2 separate regions of the Homo sapiens genome follow, and region 1 is linked to region 2. The links are chromatin contacts, found by Hi-C or POLR2A ChIA-PET in ENCODE. All regions are on one chromosome and are shown on one strand. Each heading gives the region's core, a stretch centred on a gene start or an enhancer-like site at or near the end of the contact. The rest is flanking DNA. Distances are from core to core; before and after follow the strand shown.

The links. A loop is a pair of places that touch in the nucleus more often than their neighbours do. ChIA-PET counts read pairs that join two places held with the same protein, here RNA polymerase II (POLR2A).
Region 1: a map with no recorded cell type shows a loop between it and region 2 (2.3-fold over the local background). The contact joins two enhancer-like sites. A Hi-C loop is called at or near these places in 1 of 168 maps with a recorded cell type or tissue (Caco-2) and 1 of 37 single-sample maps with no recorded cell type. POLR2A ChIA-PET finds 5 or more read pairs at or near these places in 2 of 52 experiments (AG04450 and naive thymus-derived CD4-positive, alpha-beta T cell).

What each region holds. Positions count from the first base shown.
Region 1 is chr13:100,098,208-100,101,710 of GRCh38, forward strand. The region is part of intron 1 of PCCA (propionyl-CoA carboxylase subunit alpha); the gene reads left to right. Among named protein-coding and RNA genes, the nearest start is that of PCCA, 11 kb to the left of the region's middle. RefSeq lists an enhancer at 1,948-2,242. Within about 2 kb of position 1,969, at least 10 of the 41 ENCODE cell types and tissues checked have a DNase peak (open chromatin) inside an H3K27ac peak, as active enhancers do.
Region 2 is chr13:100,227,958-100,231,720 of GRCh38, forward strand. All of the region lies in intron 7 of PCCA (propionyl-CoA carboxylase subunit alpha), which reads left to right. Among named protein-coding and RNA genes, the nearest start is that of PCCA, 140 kb to the left of the region's middle. Within about 2 kb of position 2,259, at least 4 of the 41 ENCODE cell types and tissues checked have a DNase peak (open chromatin) inside an H3K27ac peak, as active enhancers do.

The sequences.
Region 1 (3,503 bases), core at 719-3,218, 130 kb before region 2:
AAAAACAAAAAAAGTAAAATAAGGTGAAATTAATATATTTTACTTAATATATTCAAATATTCAAAGTATTATTTGAATATGTAAATGTAAAAATTCACTAATGAGGTCTTTTACATTTTCTGGGTACTAAGTTTTCAAAATCCAGTGTGTAGTTTACTCTTAGAGCACATCTGAATGTGGCTCGTGGCTGCCATATTGGATGGAACAGCTCTAGGGCACAGATTGTGCTACTAATCAAGTCCCACCTTGAGGTGCTGGGACTGGCCTTTTGAATGCAGTGTTAGTCAGCCCTTGGCCAGGCAGGGTCGGGGGAGCTCTCAGGCTTGATGGAGAGCTGTATAGTTGAGGAACATGGTCGAGATGAGGGTGCAGGTGTGAGCCGTTAGTTGTCAACACAGCAGTTAGAGAGGATCTGAGTGGCCACTGACAACATCTGCTACAGCGGGATGGGGAAGAATGGCCTGGCGGAAGAGTCAAGGGTGGGATGATGGAGCTCTAGAGTTGACATGTATAGTTTCCTGGTGCTTGAGCTTAGTACAGAGGCAGAGCCCAGAGAATCTTGAGTCTTGAACATCTCTCTCAAATATTAGGTGTTCAACTTGGCTTTTGGCAGACACTGAAGATTGGAATGGTCTCTAAGATCCTGAAGACTAAATAGTCTATTTGAAAGAAAAGCTGTGCTTCCAGGAAAAAGCCAGACCTAATTAAGTGTCTTCAGAGAAGGGCATGGGCTCTGTTACAATGCATGATGAAATACCGTGTCATAATACATGGATAAGACCTTCACCTGGAATTTTAGAGATGAAGCAAGATGAAGTAAACTAATGTTTACTTTGACCTTGGTGAGATCATTTTATAGCTCCATTAACCCAGTTTTGAGGATAGTTTCTTCTTTGAAGCAGAATGCATTCTGATAATGAATTTATCTCATAATGAGTTATTTAGTATTATTCATCTGAATGCTACTGCGGGTATGTTAACAACAGTAGTTTTGGTTTTGGCAGAAATAGTGTTCAGATTGTTCTTTAAGATATTTGCCAGTGGATTTACCAGTTTTAACTGCCACGTGAGGCCACATCTTGCTTATGAAAGTAGGTGCTATCTAATCTTTTTTTTTTTTTTTTTTTTGAGATGGAGTCTTGCTCTGTCACCCAGACTGGAGTGCAGTGGCGTGATCTCGGCTCACTACAACCTCTGCCTCCCGGGTTCACGCCATTCTCCCGCCTCAGTCTCCCGAGTAGCTGGGACTACAGGCGCCTGCCACCACACCCGGCTAATTTTTTGTATTTTTCGTAGAGACAGGGTTTCACTGTGTTAGCCAGGATGGTCTCAATCTCCTGACCTTGTGATCCACCTGCCTCGGCCTCTCAAAGTGCTGGGATTACAGGCGTGAGCCACTGTGCCCAGCTGGTGCTATCTAATCTTAAGAAAGGATTTTTTTCCAGCCACTGCAAACAGGATTTGTTTCCCTGTTTGCAGTGGCTGGAAGGCATGCATCCAGTTTGTCTAAAAGCCTACCATTTCCCCCGCTTTTTGTGTAAGTTATTGTGTGCTGATGATAATATATGCAAGACTGTGCTAGCCATGTTAGACATTCTCATTTAATCCTCATAGCAGCATTATGACCTAGATAAGTACTATTATTATCCCCAGTGTACAAATGAAGAAACTTTCTATATATCTAGGAAATGTCAGAGCCAAGATTTGAATCCAGGTCAGAATCTGAGTCTAGACCAGAACTCTTATTGACTATATTATTCTCTAATGGTAATTCCCAAGTGGTTCTGGTATAATTTTAAGAAAGAAGGTGACAGTTACATATTTGGATTTAGTTTTCATGTAAAACCTTACATTTTTTGGCACTTTACTGTTTATAAAAACTCATTTGATCCTTTTAATAACTCCCTAGGAAATCAGGGAGGTGTCATCACCTACATTTTGTAGATGGAAACGGGGGCCCAGAGAAATGATTAGCTCAATGACTCACAGCTGAGAGTTGACCCAAGTCTTGTGACTCTGAGGGTCAATGCCACTTCCTATGTGCCAAGCCATTTTCAGGCATTTCTTTTCTATGTGTGGAAAATACAGGAAATCATTATTCCTGTGGGAGAGAACCAGTGGCAATATGTTACTGGGGAGTCATTTTGCACACGCTGACCTCTCTCATTTTGGCTGTGATTGGCTAGCCTTTATAAACAGAATTGATTAAAGTTCTTTCTCAGAACCTTTGTTGCTAGGAAATACCTTACAAAGAATTTTGGACTGGGCGTGTAGCCAGTTTGTTACATGCTTAACAAAAACAACAAACGTTAAAATTCTGTGTAGAGGTCCAAATTAGCAGACTTCTTCAAACGTTTTCCTTCATTTAGAAAATAAACTTTATGTTGTGGCTTTACACAAATGGTCTGAGTGTTGACCTGATTCTTCATTTTTGACCTTCCATGAATGTCTCCCAGGAGGAAACAGGAACAGAGCCTTTATGGGGCTCATTCCAAACCAGTTCAGACTTGTCGTGGGAATGGTTCACATTGGTAGTTGTTCTGTTATAGTTGTGTTTGCTTGTACGAGTTCTACTTCTTCTTTTTTTTTTTTTTGTTGAGACAGTGTTTCGCTCTTTTTGCCCAGGCTGGAGTGCAACGGTACAAACTTGGCTCACTGCAACCTCGGCTCACTGCAACCTCCGCCTCCCGGGTTCAAGCGATTCTCCTGCCTCAGCCATCCGAGTAGCTGGGATTACGGGCATGCACCACCATGCCCAGCTAATTTTGTATTTTTAGTAGAGATGGGGTTTCTCCATGTTGGTCAGGCTGGTCTCGAACTCCCAACCTCAAGTGATCTGCCCGCCTCAGCCTCCCAAAGTGTTGGGATTACAGGCATGAGCCACCGTGCCCGGCCCGAGTTCTACTTCTAGTTACTGGGTAACCGGGAGGCATCTATGCTTTTTACAGCTTTAGGCCACATTATTACAAGTTCACATGTGTGCAAGCTCTGTGGAACAATATCATATCTTTGAGTAGATATTAGTGTTTATCTGGGAATTGCCACTGTTTTTCTTATCTAGAAATAAAAAATTTCAGAAAGCTCTTGACCAATCTGTGGTTAAATCTTATAACCATTACAGCCTCAGCCTGTGACCTTTGAAAAGTTAAAGTCCTTGGGACTCAACTTTGTCATAAAATTGGGGATAATACTCTTGTAACTCACAGTTATGCTTGAAGGAATATATGAGAGATAGTCTTGATCTTTAATAGGGACACAGTAATAATTTCCCGTTCACAGTTCCTTCTTGTTCTTGGTCTTTTACTTGGTAAAGGTTTTATTTTATAAACTATATCTTTTTGTATCTTTTACCTCCACTTTTATACAGAGATTACATTTTTTAAATTAATTAAATAATTAATTAATTTTTTCTGAGGAGTTTCGCTCTTGTTGCCCAGGCTGGAGTGCAATGGCAGGATCTAGGCTCACAGCAACCTCCACCTCCTGGGTTCAAGCAATTCTAC
Region 2 (3,763 bases), core at 1,009-3,508:
GGGAAAATGAATAGCATCAAATTTGTTTTAACAATTCTGCTGAAATTTTTATATTTGACTTTTTCTTTTTTTTTTCCAGACAGGGTCTTGCTCTTTCACCCAGGCTGGAGTGCAGTGGTGCCATCTCGGCTCACTGCAACTTCTGCCTCCCGGGTTCAATCAATTCCCCTGCCTCAGCCCCCGGAGTAGCTGGGATTAAAGGCGCATGCCACCACGCCCAGCTGATTTTTGTATTTTTAGTAAATATGGGATTTCACCATGTCGGCCAGGCTGGTCTCGAACTCCTGACCTCAGATGATCCGCCTGCCTCAGCCTCCCAGAGTGCTGGGATTACAGGCGTGAGCCACCATGCCTGGCATATTTGACTTTTCTTCCACTTTGGGGAGGATTATTATGTAATGTGTCAGAAATTTTCTTTTAATAAATTATAGGATATTATTGAACATTATGTTAACAGAGTTTATTGTTCTAAGCCCTTTCATATTTTCATGTATTGTGTGTCATGTAATCATAGATGTGAGAGCTGTCTTAAGAATATTTTAAAGAGTGTTAAGAATAATCAGCTCCACTTTTTCTTCAAATATTGCCAAGCTGTATTTGTGAAGAGATAATGTTGTTTTGTTTAAAATATATTTATTTTATATAAATAAAGAACAAAGGCTGGGCGCGGTGGCTCACTCCTGTAATCCTAGCACTTTGGGAGGCTGAGGTGGGAGGATCACTTGAGGTCAGGAGTTCGAAACCAGCCTGCCAAGATGGTGAAACCCCATCTCTACTAAAAATACAAAAAAAATTAGTCATACGTGGTGGTGTGTGCCTATAATCCCAGCTACTTGGGAGGCTGAGGCAGGAGAATCGTTTGAACCTGGGAGGTGGAGGTTGCAATGAGCGGGGATCGCTCCATTGCACTCCAGCCTGGGTAACACAGTGAGACTCTTTCTCAAAAAAAAAAAAAAAAAAGCACAAAGTATATTTAGTAAAATAAAGTTTAACCTTTTACATTTTTATGAAATAAAGTTTGATATCTATACATTGAAATGAGCTGCTTTCTTTTGTTTTGTATTATAACTTAAACTTGTGGCTTTTCAATTTGAAAACTTATTGCCATGTAGAATTTGATTTTTTTTTTTTCCTAATGCAACACTTTACTTAAAAATTATGGAGTAGAACTATATTTTTTAGAAGAGCAGGTTTTACAAAACCTAAAATTCAAACTCTGGAAGTTGCATGATGTGGTGGAAGAAGTGCTGGACTGAGAATCCCAAAAATATTGGGCTTGGTTTTGCCCAATGCCAACAGTATTTCACTGAGTGCACCTTGTTTTAAACTGAAGCAAAACTGAAGTGTAAAAAGTAAAGTAGAGGTTCCTCTTCAAAGACTTTCCTCCCCATCTAATTAGGAATAAATAGTAACTTCTCTTAGAAGCAAAATTTATTCTAAGACCTGTGCTAACATTCTTAAATATCTGCTAGCTGTAATAAAGAAATCAATGTACTTTATGTTCTCAGCTCCCACAATTTAGCCTAAATATTTGCCCTGGCATGCTTATACTGGTCCAAGCAAGCATTAAGTCATAGCCTGTTCCTCTTCCTTATTTGAAGGTGTTTTTACCTTTCTCAGTATTCCACAAGTTACTTCCTCCTTCCTTTGTTCTCCTCTGCCGTTGCCTCTTTTAAAAAGTTCTATGTTGTTAGCCAATTGGGACAAATACAAAATGTGAGGTCCTGTTCCAGCCAATGGAAACCGGACACAGCAGTAGGGTGGGCGCCTCAGGTTATAAATGACCCTGTCTCCTTTGTTCAATGTACTCTCGTGGCAAAACTGCTGGCGAATGTACCCTTTCTGCAGAAAGTAAACATGGCCTTGCTGAGGAAATTAAATTTATGTTCCAGTGCTGTTTCTTTACGGCACTGGGGAACAAGCATTTCTAACAGAAGCCTGTCTGGTTCTGAGTCCCTGCCCTGAACCCCTGCCTTTGGATGTCAGTTAACTCACTTATAAAACCGCTGCTCTGGAGATGAATAGTTCTGTTGGCATTTGTGAGATTGTGTCTTATCCTAACAGACTAATTTTTATGGAAGCTGATGCGGATAGTTGTTTATTCATGGAAGAAATAATGTGTTGATTGCGTTAATTTGCTAAACTCTGGGGATTTAGTAGAGAGTAAGACAGCTAGTTGTTGCCCTCATGAAGGTTAAGTGTGAAAAGGGCTGCATAATTGCAGGGCGTGGTGTATGTGTTCATGTGGCAATGATACCTAGCCAGGTGTGGGAGGACTGGAAAGGCACTCTAAAGAAAGTGGCAGGCTGGGCGCGGTGGCTCATGCCTGTAATCCCAGCACTTTGGGAAGCCGAGGTGGGCGGATCACCTGAGGTCAGGAGTTAGAGATCAGCCTGGCCAAAAATGGTGAAACCCTGTCTCTACTTAGAATACAAAAATTAGCCGGGTGTGGTGGTGTTTGCCTGTAGTCCCAGCTACTCAGGAGGCTAAGGCAAGAGAACTACTTGAACCCAGGAGGCAAAGGTTGCAGTGAGCCGAGGTCGTGCCACTGCACTCCAGCCTGAGTGACAGACTCCCATCTCAAAAAAAAAAAAAAAGAAAGAACGTGGCATTAGCTGAAACTGGAAGCATGCCACCCTGGACTCTGGGAGGAAATGGTCATTTTCCTGTCACCCAGACTACTGCCTCCCAGCCTGACTCTTCAGATCCCTCTTGCCTCTCAAAGTGTTCATTTGTTTGTTCATTCATTCATTTATTCTTCCAACAACTGTTGGTTGAATAACAACTGTGCCAGGCGTGTGCTCGGGATTTGAAATACCTAACTTGAACCAGCTGGACAAGGGTTTCTGTCCTTATGGAGCTTACATTTTAATGGGCTAGGGAGGTGCAGAGGGTGGACAGTGCACATCATAAGTAAGCAGATGCTATGCCAGAATTCTCCAGCCTGCAACCAGAGCTAGCCCTTCATTTCCTTGCTCTGAGGCTACAGTTCAGTTTCTCTCATGTGGCTGTGAGGCCCAGCCTTCCCCTCGCCTCTCTCTTCAGGTCCCAGACACTGTTTTTCACTACGCTTCTATTTCTAAGGTGTCTTTTCAGTTACCACGCCTGAGAAAGTTTTCAGGAATCTATTTTTGGATTAGAGATCCCCTGTTGTCACATGCCCTCTTTAAAACTTGTACATAACATGCACCACATAATCATTCCTTAGCTGCTGTGTGGCTGTATTTAAGGTTTGTCTTTTCCACCAGCCTGTAAATTACCTGTTGGCCAAGATGATGTCTTTCTTGTTCCGTCCCGTGTCTTCAGGGCCCAGAATTGGGCCTATTGTAATAAAAGCTGGTTTGGTAAAAGGGGAGAGAGTTACTGGCTGAGGCTGGCTGAACTGAGAAGGCTGTGCAAGGCTGGGGAGCCTGCCTGGGCCTTGGGCTGCAGGGTAAGATGCAAGATGAACAGGGGTGGGGCTGAGACTCATGCTTAGGCGGACAGGATCAAGTATTGAAACCAGCCTAGGGAGTTCAAACTTGGTTTTGAGGCAATGGGATGTCATGAAAAGCTTAAGTGATTTTGGGGACTCCTAGTTTGTTTTGATAACATTTAATATTCTCAAAATCATTAATAATTTGATAACTTCAGGCATGGCTGATTTAATTTTTAAACTATGAAAATATGAAGTATGAAATTATGATTCTTATGGTAAAAAAGTTCAACGTGTACCTAAGAGCATACAATTTTAATTTCCCTTTTCCTACAACTTTTAATCCTA